3 separate regions of the Homo sapiens genome follow, and all the other regions are linked to region 2. A link is a contact called in ENCODE Hi-C data. All regions are on one chromosome and are shown on one strand. The core of a region is the stretch at or near the end of the contact, and the rest is flanking DNA. Distances in the headings are between cores, read along the strand shown.

The links. A loop is a pair of places that touch in the nucleus more often than their neighbours do. Pooled maps may share reads with other maps.
Region 1: a map of gastrocnemius medialis shows a loop between it and region 2 (14-fold over the local background). The contact joins the promoter of ZNF496 here to the promoter of ZBTB18 in region 2. A Hi-C loop is called at or near these places in 2 of 168 maps with a recorded cell type or tissue (CD8-positive, alpha-beta T cell and gastrocnemius medialis) and 9 of 50 pooled maps.
Region 3: a pooled map shows a loop between it and region 2 (8-fold over the local background). The contact joins the enhancer-like site here to the promoter of ZBTB18 in region 2. A Hi-C loop is called at or near these places in 1 of 37 single-sample maps with no recorded cell type and 6 of 50 pooled maps.

The regions. Positions count from the first base shown.
Region 1 is chr1:247,330,391-247,334,519 of GRCh38, reverse strand. It overlaps ZNF496 (zinc finger protein 496), which reads left to right and starts at 2,653. Exons shown (of 10, transcript NM_032752.3): 1 at 2,653-2,730; 2 at 2,873-3,088. It overlaps ZNF496-DT (ZNF496 divergent transcript), which reads right to left and starts at 2,466. Exons shown (of 3, transcript NR_168399.1): 1 at 1,274-2,466. RefSeq lists silencers at 679-973, 2,086-2,565, 2,696-2,805, 3,376-3,615 and an enhancer at 2,479-2,773.
Region 2 is chr1:244,049,516-244,053,954 of GRCh38, reverse strand. ZBTB18 (zinc finger and BTB domain containing 18) reads right to left here and starts at 2,672. Exons shown (of 2, transcript NM_205768.3): 1 at 2,511-2,672; 2 at 1-167. The coding sequence starts at 2,523. RefSeq lists enhancers at 1,396-1,897, 3,614-3,663 and a silencer at 3,344-3,433.
Region 3 is chr1:247,207,686-247,212,044 of GRCh38, reverse strand. No RefSeq gene overlaps it. Among named protein-coding and RNA genes, the nearest start is that of MIR3916, 7.8 kb to the right of the region's middle. RefSeq lists silencers at 987-1,246, 1,387-1,596 and an enhancer at 1,081-1,580. Within about 2 kb of position 1,609, at least 35 of the 41 ENCODE cell types and tissues checked have a DNase peak (open chromatin) inside an H3K27ac peak, as active enhancers do.

The sequences.
Region 1 (4,129 bases), core at 1,404-3,903, 3.3 Mb before region 2:
TTCTATGGTCTCCCCATGGATCGAATAATCATTGGCACATAGCAAACATTTCATAAAAACAGATACAATTGGCAACATTATATTCATACAAACCTAATACACGCACACACTGGGCATGATGATGGTGCAGTCCTTGAGCAGGGTTTACAGGCAGGATCCTCTTCCCGATGCTTCACCCGTGGTATCTGATACAACCCCACTTCATTCAGAGGCGAACACCTTCCCCACGGGCTCCTGTGCCCCCACCCAGCTCTATGCCATCCCTCTCCTCTCACTCACCAGCCCACCTTGCTTCGCACCGCTCCCCCTTAGGGCCTTTGCTGTCAAGGTGGTCTCCATGTGTCAAACAGGGACTCTGACCAACTACTTCATCTCAAATACCACCTTCACAGTAAGGCCTGCCTGCCCTCCTCTTTAATACCATGACTGTTACCAGCCCCTCCCCAGCACTCCTGACTTCCTGATGCCTCTCCACTTTCCTTTTTTTCTGTAGCACAGATCAAAGAGAGCAGGTCATGTTACTGATTTTGCTTCCTCCAATAGCCAGTTGTGTTCACAGATGTACCTGAGCACCTGGAAGGCTGGCTGCCTAGCACTCATGAGTGTACAGTAGGTACTCGGTATAGGTTTGCTGAATGACTGAATCTTTGATCCTGCACAACCATCCAATGAGGTAGACAGCATCATCCCTGTTTTCTGGATGAGGAAGTTGAGGTACAGAAAGGTTATGTAGGCCTGAGGTCACCTGGCTAGGAATTCATAGGGCAGGATTTAATCCGGGTGCCTGAGTCCAGAACCTTGACTCTGAAGCCCTGTTTTGAGCTAAATGCAGCAGCAGCATAAACAGCCCGTTTTGTGCCTCAAAAGGTGAACAGTGGGAGGCACAGCTGGGCAGGGACGTGTCAGGTCAGGGGAAGAAACTGAATTGGGTAGTGGGGATTAATTGGATGCTGTCTGCCAGCAATTTCTGCCTCCTGCATTTTATCTGCTTTAGGGTTGCAAGGGGCAGAGCTATGAACACGGATGCCCACTCAACAGCCAGTTCCTGGGCCAATCAAAGGGTTGGGAGCTGTAGCACCAGAGCTCTGGAACCCCACAGACTAGGATGTTTGCTAGAGCACCTAAGCCCTACCAGCCTTTGATGACCCCTCGGTTCCTCCCAATTCCTCTCCTCCATGTCACGGTTCCTGGCTGGTGTTCCTGAGAGTGGGCTGTACATGAGTTCTGTAAATGCCAGTCCAGTTACGTCAAAGGGGGTGGCTCTCACTTGTACCTGTAGGCTCCAGCTAAGATCTGCGTGGCCCTGCCCGGCATCTGGCTGTCATCCGGGAAACAATCACTGTTCACAAACAAGGGCTTCACTCCTTCGCTCGCTCCATCTCCTGCTAAAGTCAGAATGTGAACACTGACAAACAGCGGCTCCCAGTAACTCTGCTAGTCAGAAGTGATTATTCCAGCAGTTCAGAGGAGGAAGTGGCGGTGCCCAGGGCCACGGGATTAGAAGAGCAACGGAGCTAAAGGATCCCGTGCCTCAGTCCAACCACCTTGTTCCCACTTACTCAGCCGGGCCACTTTCTTTGGAGAAACTGATTTCCTTCTGCTTGCCCTTGAAAGGGGATCCGAAGGAAATCGGAGCTACCGGCAGTAGCTACCCTCCGGAAGACGGAGAATCTTCTCCACCTTCTCCTCTGCGTAGGAGAATCCAATTTCGGTGCAGAGCAGATGGCGAAGGGGCCATGGGAATCAGACCTGCTCAGGGACCGGGTTCGCACTTTCTCTCAAGCTCTGGAGCCTGAAAAATGAGCATTCCCCGGGGACGACCCATGTAAGAATTTGGGCTATATTCAGCATAGTGCAGCGGCCAGCAGCCCTGTCTCGGGGTGGGGTCCGGAGGCCCCCATTTCTGCTTGCCCCTCACTGCCACATAACCTTGGGTCAGAGTCCCTCATCCTCTCCCTCCGCCACTGTGCACAGCTGCAACCGTGTTCACTTCAGCGAGCAACGAGCCCCGTGACCCCCACTCAGGGTCAGGACTCACCGCAGCCCCTCTGCGCAAGCCCCGAGGCTCTGCGTGGCCTCCGGATGCGCGGCCTTTCCTAACCCGGGGACTCCGCACGTGGGCGCCAGGCCCGGAAGGCGCGGATGTGAGCGCTACCTTCGGCGTCCCGCAGCGGCAGGAGGGGCTGGGCGGCCCGGGCTTCGGCTGGCGGCGGGGGGGGGGTCGCAGGGGAGTCTGAAATGAGGCGGCCGACGGCGCGCGGGGCCTCCTCTCTCCGCTCCATCCCGCACCCCCAATTCCAGCTTCCATCCCCAGCCGCGACTCCCGGTCGGCCGTTCCGGGCGTCCACTGGCCGCGTGTCCTGGGGGCGCCAGAGAAGGAGAACAGCGGAGAAAAGAGCCCCGGGCCGACCTTCCGGACCGGCGGGCCCGCGGGGAAGCCCGGGCGCGGCGACGTGGCTGACCCACAAAGCCCCCGGCCCGGCGGCCAGGCCCAGGCGCGCGCGGAGCGGGGCGGGCCGGGGGTGTCGGATGTCACCCCCAGCGCACACCTCGGCCGGGGGGCGGGGGAGCGAACCACTGAGATGCGGAGACCTCCCCAGTCCTAGAGCGGAGCAGGAAGTGTCCCAGGGGAGGGAGCCGGAGGGCTCCGGCCTTTCCTTTCCTCGGCGTCCGGCGGGCTCCCGCGGCGGCCAGGCCTGCGCCGCCCGCCAACAGGGACGCGCCGCGGCGGTGAGTGCACCCCGGCTCCCGCGGCCGGCCCCGCCCCGCCCTCCTCGGCCCGCGCCCGGCCTCCGCGGCGCCGCCTCCCAGCCCAGAGCCCAGCGCTCAGGAAGGTGCGGGCGGGGGAGAAAGCAACACCATTGTTTTTCAGGCGCCTCCATTTGCCCCCGAGCCGAGCCGTGGCTTTCCGGATGATCGGGAGACGCGGTCTGGACGGGCCGGGAAAGGAGCCGGGCGCCTGCGGAGACCCCGCCTCAGCGAGTACGCCCGGCCGGGCGGGCTGGGAGGATGAGGACGGCTGCCCTGGACTTCCGCCGCCACAGGAGGGTTTTCGGCCGGACGCCGGGAGGGAGCTCCAGGCTGTGAGGTGAGGAGCCCGGAGCCGGCGAGACGGGAGACGCGCGTGTGAGGGAGACCGAGGGCGCGGAGGGCGGGCTCCCCCTTCCCTGGCCCACAGCGACCTTCTCCTTCCCTTTCTGCCGATCCAGCTCGGTCCCTCCTCCGCGAAAGGCTGGGAGCTCGCTCCGCCCCTGCGGGGCCCTCCTCCGCCTCACTCACGTTAGTTCATTCATCAGGCATCTCCTCCGAGCCTCCGACGCGCCAGGTGCCGCCGTGACAAAGACGGACGCGGCCGTCTGGTTGGAGACGATCCGAGTGGCAGCCCGGGTGGGCGCCGGTGCTCGGGGGGGCGGGCCTGAGTAGTCCTGGGCGCTGCAGGTGTGTGATGGGCGCCGCAGGGGGCCGCCGAGCAGGGCGGGCGGGGCCCACCCCGGGCTCCAGATGCCGGAGCCGCCCTGGAAGCGATCCGGTGGTGGGGAGCGCTGTAATGCGTCCAGCCCGACGCCGCCACGGCCCCCATATGGGTTTCTGTGTATGTTGTTACTTTGGAAAGCAAAGAGATTCAGAGCAGTGGGTGTTTCTGGAACCACTCAGTTGTTCCGTAGCTTTTCTGGCATCACTTGTCTTTCTGTGAAATGGGAGTGAGGCCCGAGTCCCCCTTCCCACCTTGTGAGCTGTTGGAGGTTAAGACGCGGCCACGCTGGACAACCTCGTGCAGATGGGGGAGTGGCAGGCACTGCCGGTCCTAAGGATCACAGAGGCCTGATGGCAGAGAAGGGGACTGTGAGTGTCCCCATGTGCCCTTTCACGGGCCCAGCGTTCTAAAGTGGGAATCATAAACACCAGGTATACTGGTTGCTGGTCTCTTGCCACCCTAGTTGTGGCAAAAGTGTCGGCTAGTTGTCTGCACACCAGCGGGGAGGTGTAGGGACCCCTGAGTCCCACCTTGGGGGTGTGGCAGCTGCAGTGTCCAGGGGTTCTTTGAGGGCTGAGCTGTGCAGTGACGGACCCACTTTTCTGTCCTGGCCGAGGAAGGGCTTTGGCGAGTGTGCAGTTGCCTTCAATGTGG
Region 2 (4,439 bases), core at 1,423-3,922:
GAGGTGGAAATACATGCTGCATGAAGCCAGTACAGCTCGGTGCGCTCGGAACTGGGCATCTCCCACCAGAACAGTGCAGTCACAAAGAAAACCCTGGTGTCTCTGCTCGCTCAGACACTGTAGCAAATGTCTACTATGGTCTGGAAACTCCATACTGTCTTCATAACCTGGGGAGAGAGGAATTTCTCATTAGAGCCTGGTCAGGAACAACTTTTCAGCGCTCCAGTCCCCATATAAAAAAATTAATTCCGCTTTGGCCGCCGTGGTACATGTCCCTGAATTTTAATCAGGCTTATGACCCAAGCACCACCAAATCACACGGACAAGACCTAAATGCCAGAAGGAAAATGCACACTTTCTGAACTTCCTCACCCCCGCCAAAGAGCTTCCGACGCATCTCCATCTTCCTTGAACCCAAGTTCTAAAAGCCTTCCTTTAACTACAGTCTCTCACTAAGAATAAGAATTTAGATCTCTTCCAGAAGAAATTTAATTAACTCTACTTATCAAATTATGTCCCACAAAACCTACAAAATAGCTTTAATTTCAAAGGGAACAACTCATATAATAAACAAAGAAAAGTCCCAAACATATCCTGGAACATACAAGAAAACTTGTTCAACCATCCTTTTTATTACTTTTGCTACCTGACTGTGCTTAGAAAGCACAGTTTAAACACACACACACACATTTGGCTGAATCAAGAAAAAAAAATGAAATTGCATAATTAGTCCAGAAATTAGCAAACAACTTACTTTTAAAGTCAGGGTGTTACAACAAAAGCCCTGTGTATAAAAACAGATGTTAATGCCTTCAGATTTGCAGGTATAGCACACATGTACGAGATCAGAAGGAGCTGCACCAACAGATGGAAAAGATCATCTTTACTATGAACAAATCCAAAGATTTTTCAAAACGAACTGAGAAAAAAGTAGTTACATTTCTTTGTAGAAACTGTACTTTCAGAATATTAGGAACCAGAGGGGCTTTACTGAACTCCGAAAATTCTCATCTAAACTTTGATCCGTTGCAAGGCAAAATGAGTTTCATATTGAAATTAATTCAAACTTTTAAAAATAAAGGCATACAGCGCTTAAATAAAACTCAAAAGCTTTACAGGTTCAACGTTTTTTTTTAAGCCTTTTTAGAAAAAGAGAACCTTTTTTTTTTTCCTGGTTCTGCCTTACCTCAGCCAACAGAAAATACTTTGTTTCAATATAATTTGATATATTTCTGTTTTCCCACTAGCTTCTATTCTTGCAAATATTCATCATTGCCCTTGTTTTGTGATGAGGGAAAGTGAAATGGAGGGAGGAGAAAGGCAAAGATGTACAAAGGGTCAGAATTCAACTGCAGTGGGTAAACTCCTGAAAAATAAAGAAGACCCGACTTCCCCTTTCCTGTGACCAGAAGCAAGCCTCCACACCACCCATCTCAGCAAGTGCATTTTGGGAATAGATACACTTAATTTAATATTCAGAAATTACTTCCTTTCTTCTTGTTCTTCTACACTTTGCCCAAGACAGACTAAAACTTTATCCTAACCCCAGACACATTCTGCAAGATGCCACTGCTAGAATAAACTAAGATTTACAATACAATCACTTTAAGTGCCCCACAGCTAACATCAATCCTAATCCTTGAGAAGGCTAAAAATAAAGATTGGAGGGCAGCTCACAAGGTAGCCGTGATCAAATTAGGAGGCTGAGAGGACAGAGAGGGACGAAGAAGGAAGCTTATAAACATCTGATCCAGCTGACTGTGGCCATATGGCAGCTGCTGCCCAGATAAAGAGATTAAGAATAGAGGAGTGCGATTACAGCTGTCTGGCCAATTCAGGCAGCTCAAATCTACAAGTTCTAAATTAGTCGCTAACACAAAAACTCCTGCAAATAATTATTGTTATGCTGAAATAAAAGATCTCTTAAATATATATTTGAAAGAGAAATGAGGAAACCAGTCAAACTATTCTCCTGGGGACAAAAGTTTGGTTTTTTTTTCTTCTTCTTAAAAACCTGCAGTTTCAACAGCACTACAGCTGTATGTTTCAGTAGTGCTGCTCAATGTTTTGAAGAATAAAGTTTCACAGAGGAATTAATTATACAACAATCTAGCTGCTTAACTAGAATAATCTTCTCATATAAGTTTGAATGCTGGATTCCAGTTTACTATTTCCCCACCACCACCACCCCAATCAAATCTAAATAGCAGTGAACAACAAAAAAGCATTTTAATCCAACGTGATTTCCAAAAGCAGCATTTTAAAGCCTTTCTTAACATTTCAAAACTTGAAATATTTGTGTATTAAAGTTATTTACTCGCTCAAGTAAAAGGGATAAAAAATTAAAACTAAACAAGCTCAAGACTTTCAACTCCAGTAAGATGTTCATTTAATACTCAATTTCATATATTATTCCTAAACTGGGTTAGAAAAGTAATGTGATTTTTAAAATTAAATAAACAAAACACCAAAACAGAAATATGCTCAATCTAATCTCTTGCTACTCCTACCTTTAGGACACATAAACCTGATTAAGTCCTTTCCTCTGAGTCCTGCTGGCTCCAGGTCTGTTACATCGGTGGAAAAAAAGCAGACTAAGAGAGACAGATGCAAAGTGGAGATGATGTTAGAGAGGAATGAGATACCTTCTCCACCACAGATCCGCACACACTAACTCCCTGTCTGTGTGTTAGAATAAAAGGCTGAGGGATGGCAGGCTGTCAGCTGCTCTGACATCATGTTCAGATGGAAATGCTACCTCCAGCTGTGCTCCTTTTAATGCCATATGCTACTCCTCTACACTCCTGCCACCAGCTTTTTCTTAGGAGAACTTTTCTCTTCTGTTAGTATAAACAAAATACTTCAAAGTCTTCCTTTTTTTCCAAACTTTCTAACAGAAGAAATTGAAAAACTCAGCATATGGAGTTCTACTGTATTTATGGAATAGCAACACTTCTGTCTTAAGTTGGTGGACTGGCTTACATACTGACAGCACACTCAAGCCACGGTGCTATTCAGGAAATCCAGATTCACTTTTATTCAACTCCAACGTTTAGTTTCTAAAGCAGTTTAGGGATATTTTTAAACCAACCCATTTGACATCTCCAGTCCCATTTCAACATTATTACCGCACTTTTTTATTTTTTTCTGCTGAGATAATGGTATACATGTCTCAAATGTTGGCAGACTTGTTCAGAACTATTACTTCAGACTGGTTCACCTTATTATTTCACTCTTATGTAATTACTTATCTACAACTACCTTCTCAGAAAAATTTCTTACACTGCCACAGTCAATGCAAATTTCAATTCTCGGTACCAACAAGCTGAAACTGCACTTTCTGAAATCCTGGAAAGTACTTCAGTTCAACGAGACCAATTAATAAACTGATACAACCTGCTCCAGTCACTTAAAATGAATGCTGCACCTGCATATCTGATCTTTCTGCTCAGAAAAAGCAGAACCTTGCCTTCCCCTTGATCTGTGTCCCTTAACAATCTTTTTTTTCTTTGGGGGGGGGTCACTCTAATGTTTATGATCACAAGAAAATCTTTGTGTGGGGGGAAGCCAGGTCTAGTAAGTTTGAGAACTTTTCAGCCAGTTTGTGGGTCTTTTCTAATAGCTGATGAAACTGTAACGCGACCCGGGCTGGGCTGACCGGTACCGGGCAGGGTGCTGCGACATCTCTGAATGTCAAATACATCTCCTCAGACTCTTGGGAGGGCGAGGGGTAGAAAAGGAACTGGGGCCTGAGGCGCCAGCGTCCCAGCCCTGGTGATAACCACTTCGTTCCCATTAGAAAGCCGTGGCGGAGAGTTAAAGAGTAACAAAACCCGACGACTCCGTCCTGTCCTTCTCGCTTTCCCAAAGTCACAAACCTAACTTTCTCCAACTTCGCGGTGAGTGACATAATTATGAACACTTAGTCCAGGAGACATCCTCGGGAGATCAATTTCTTCCCAGCCACACCACCTATTCTCCACAAATGCCCTCGACCCATTCCAATATATCAGACATTAATCACCCCATTTACCCAGTGGGGTGGGGGGTGAGTGACAGTTTAATGAGTCCCGGGCACCGCAATGGGCCAGCAACTCCCACTCCACAAATCAACCCCTTCACGTCTCGCTACCGCGGATCCATAGAGGTTTTGTGAGGTTGGGGTTTTGTTTTTCAGAGAGGTGGGGGCGGGGGTGCCGAGTGGGGAAGCAATGCAAATCTTTACGTAGTTCGCCGTGCATAAAACACACGGGGAAAGAGGAAGGTTAAAACCACAGGGAAGGAGGTGGAGGGCGCAGAGCCGGTGCAGCAGGAAAACACCTTAAACAACAGAGGAGAAAACAGACCCGGGTCACGGCAACAACAAAAGAAAAGTCGTAAGAAGCAGCCAGCGGGAGGAGAGTGGTTGCTACCGCTTCCCCGATGCCGCGACGCGCGAG
Region 3 (4,359 bases), core at 360-2,859, 3.2 Mb before region 2:
TTTTCTTTTCCCTTTATTTAAATTTGGATCTCTTGTTAGACGGTGGTGAGTTATGTAGAGATACATGTAGATGTGTACACGTGATTGGTGCATAAACTCACCCAGTCTCCCACACCATAGGAGGAAAAAGACAACCAATAGCCTGTTTATTAGCGCCAAGGCCAAATACCAATATCAGAAGTTTGTTTAATCTATTTTCTGTATATCTAAACTTTGGAAGTCAAAGCTGTGGAAGACCTGAAGACTGGGGATTAGGTCCTCCTGGGGGCTCCATTGTTCTTTTTTTGACTGTCTGATTTTTGGGAGGAAGATGGACAGCAGGCGGGGCAGCAATGGTCTACCTGTGGACACTCTCTTTTTGCAGCCCTTGCTCTCTCTAGGGCCCTGTCCCTTCAGCCTTTGGCCTGGGGAGAGACGTTGATAAGGAGGACCGATCTTTCACTGCTGGAAGGAAATGAGGGTTCAGACCGTTCACCTCCCTCAGAGCTGCACGGCAGTGTGACAGCCACTGGCCATGTGTGAGTACTGAGGGCCTGGAATGTGGCTGAACAGAGACGTGCTGGGAAGGTGAAATACAGAGTGAGTTTCACAGATTGACTACCGAAAATTATATAGTTCATTAATATATTGATGAATATTGAGATATTGATCATACATTGAAATGATAATATTTTGAATATATTGGGTTAAATAAATTATTACAATCAGTTTCACCTGTTACTTTTAATGTTTAAAAGGTGGCTACTAGGAAATTTAAAATTCACACGTGGCTTACATTTTATTTCTTAAAGGATTGCCTCCCTTTTTGAAATTTCAGGCTGCCTGATCAAACTACCAGAGGCCAGAAAGGTCATAAAATCTGAAATGTTAAAATCATTGCCATTATATTGTTTTCATTTGTGAATAACATATATATATTATTTATAAATGGATATAACCTTATACAAAAGGTTAAATGAAAATGCCCCCTGGGCTGGGCCAGGCCCAGCGCAAGCAGGAAGCCCTGCATGAAAAGGCTGCAGCCAAGAACCTGTCACTTTGTCGCCCTCAGCCCAGCGTCCGATCACATCCTCCGTCACTCAGGGACTGAGGGGGCGGGGCCTGGAGCCCTATCCAATCAGGGGCGCTGACGTAGGAACCGTCCAATCGGGCGTGCAGCCGGACAGAAGGGCGCGGCTTCCGGGATCTGGCGGGGCCTTCGTCTCTCCTGCCAGCCTCAGCTGGGTCGTCTTCTGTGCTCGGCGTGCTTTGCTCGGGGAAGCTCAGGTGGCCGCCACAGCCTCTTGCCCTCTGACCTGCAGGTATCAGGAGATCCATAGCTAAGCAGCCTGGACACCCGGGAAGCTGGGAAATGGTGAGTATGTGGGCGGGGTCCCGAGGTGGGCAGGGGGCTGATGGAAACGGGCTGGAACTGGCTGTGGCGGCCCCAGGCCTCCCCACAGCTGCCTCCGGAGTCTGCAGACCCGAGACCCCGCTGGACCCGCCCGGCCCTCAGCTTCCCCTGGCCTCAGGATGTGGGCTGGGCCGCCAGCCTCACCCGGCGTCCGGTCCGCTTCTGCGCTCGACTTCCGCCCGGCGCGTCCCCTCGCTGGCAGCTGTGCGGTGGCGACGGCAGGGGCCTGGGGGAGAGCCCCGACCCAGGAGGAGCCACTGCGTGGGAGGAGCTGTGGGCTGTGGGGTCCCAGGCCCTCCTTTCTCCTGGTAAAAATGAAAAGGGAATCAAGGTTTAAACGTTAAAGAGATTATTTGAGCAAAGAGCTGTTCATCAATGCAGAGCGCCCAGTCATGGTTTGTGGGTGCTTGGAGCAAAGGCTTTTGTAAGGGGCATAAGGAAGCGAACCAAATTCAGAACTTGGTTACAGTTACAGTTGTGGAGTCGCCTTATGTGGACTGTCCAGGTGGAAATTTCCTGGTTATTTAATGAGAGGTTAATTGGAGGTTTGTGGTTGGTTCAGGCTGAAAATCGTTTCTTCCTAAGGTAGTAATTTACAAGACATGTATTTCAGTTAGATTTTTTTCCTTAGGAACCGATGGTCCTAGTGCTACTTCAGTCTAATTGATTGCTAGTTAATTATTTTAAACACTCCAGAGGGGGACTGGTTTTCCACTGCGTTTCCAAATGTGTGGCAAGCACGGTCTCACATCCACCATCCTGTCCCCCCAGCCTGTGTGTCCTTTATTGTACATTTCACACACAGTGTTTTCATCATTTTTTCACAGAGCATTGGATGGCACTTTTTTTAGACATCTGTTTTCTGTTTGTAAACATTTTATGTGAGCAGAGAAGAATCACCTGACACACTGCTTTAAAAAAAATCTTTGTGTCTCTTCTTTTATCTTCCCCAGGCACAGACACCTTATCGGAATGTCTTTGGTTTGAGGTTCTGCTTTGGAAATTTTACAAGGTCATGTGTCCTCAGCCACCCTCCAGTCTTTTTCTGTGCCTGGGTTTCATAATTGTCTGGGGGTGACCCATCTCAAGGCATGTTTAGTGAACATTAGCACGTTGTTCCTTTCCTCCCAGAGGACAGCCTCAGTGATGGAGGTGGAGCCTCTTAAGGGAGCAGATGGATGCCCTGGGGCTGAGAGGAAGCTGGTCCTACCCTTCATTTACAAAGCTAACCCCTTAGGACATGCAGATTGTCTTCACCCAACTCCAGCGTCTGTTCCTTGGGGACACATTGCTGGTCAGCCAGTTGGATGCTGATATTGAGAAGAAAAAACAGAAATGATTTCTGACATCTGGATTCTCTCAGACTTGTGAAGGGGGAAAAACTGTTCCAAAGGACAAGGAAGACCCACTGCAGTGAGGGGGCGCGAGAATCTGCAAAGTCAAGCCACTTGGGGCACCCAGTGGGGCACAGTGTGGTGGCTCCTGGGCAAGGCGGGAAGGTGGTCAGTGAGCAGTATGGAAACAGAGGAAGGTCCCAAGTGATAGGACGGCCTGACTTGGCACTTGAGTCAGATTTGTCTGTGTTCCAATCAGCATTGCCACTTCCTGGGTTTTACACCTTGAAACATTTTTTTCACTTAATTCAACCTTAGTTTTTTATTAACTGTCAATTGCATTTTAACAGTAGAGTTTCAAAGGTAAGAAAATGTTTAAGAGGTGGATTTCAGAAAAGACATTACATATATAGTCAAATATTCACTTGTTAAAAATTCTGATTTACCTTTTTCTTCCCTAGAGTATAGTAAGTTTGTCAGGCCTGTTCCTTTTTAGGGGTGATTTTAAACAGAATCCCAGGGCGTAGCTGTGGGAATGCTACCAGGGAAAGTAATAGGGAAAATCCTCTTCCAGTATGGCTATAGGAAATGAATACATTTCCACAAAAAAAGTAGTAGATTAATTGGTGAATTACATTGCTTCATCAAAATATTAGTTCCTCTTTTTTGCAGGGTAGAGGACTTGTGGAGTTGATATCTCTATTATCTAGATGTCTGAGTTTAATACTGAATTTTACAAGATGGGACTTGGCATCTCCTAGATATGTTCATATGTGATTGTTTACTGAATGATTTGAATTACGGAAATAATGTGACATGTTTATTGTCTGAAACTGATAGAGAGTTTTGCTTTTTCTATTGAGGTATACAATGTAAGTGCCTTATAATTTTATTCTCTTAAATAAACACTGTGTTTGAGTGATTTTGCTGGATTCTTCAAACACTGAGCATTTTCTCATTTACAACTAAGTGAATAACCCTGACTGGGAAATAGAAGTCGGAGCCCAGTGACTCTAAGCCAAGGCCAATCTTGAGCCTGCAAAACAAGGTCATTGAAGACCCGGTTAGTTCTTACTGGGGAGCCTCCCCTGCAGGTGTCCCAGCCTGCACACCCCAACATGAAAGGAGCACTTTATACTGAGAGGAGCTATAGAGCCCTAGAGAGCTGGGATCCACAGGCAGATGCTGTTGGGGTCGGAGTCTGGAGGCTCTTTCTGAGGATGGAATTGTTATTGTTCTGGGGCTGTTTCTAGACTTTGTCAAATAAAACAAATTCACATTTAGATAAGAAGTTACTTACTTCAAAGGAGTATTACAACAGAGGGAAAGCACCAACTATATCTTCCAGGATCTCAAAGTTTAGGCAGACAAGGGCTTTCTTTCGTTTGGAGGAACAAACCAGAGTAGAAAGGTGAGAGTGAGAGGACAAGATGCAGGGTGGCAAATCAGATCCTAGATTAGAGAAAGTTTGACTCCCAAATCAGCCTGTTCTTAGGAGGGGCATAAATAGGAGTTGTATGTTAGCTCAAGCAAAGGGTGGGACAAATTCATGGGCCTAGGAGAAGGAGAGAATCTTAAGCAGTTTTGTTAATAAGTATTTTGTTCTAACAACTGAAGACAAAATTATTCAGC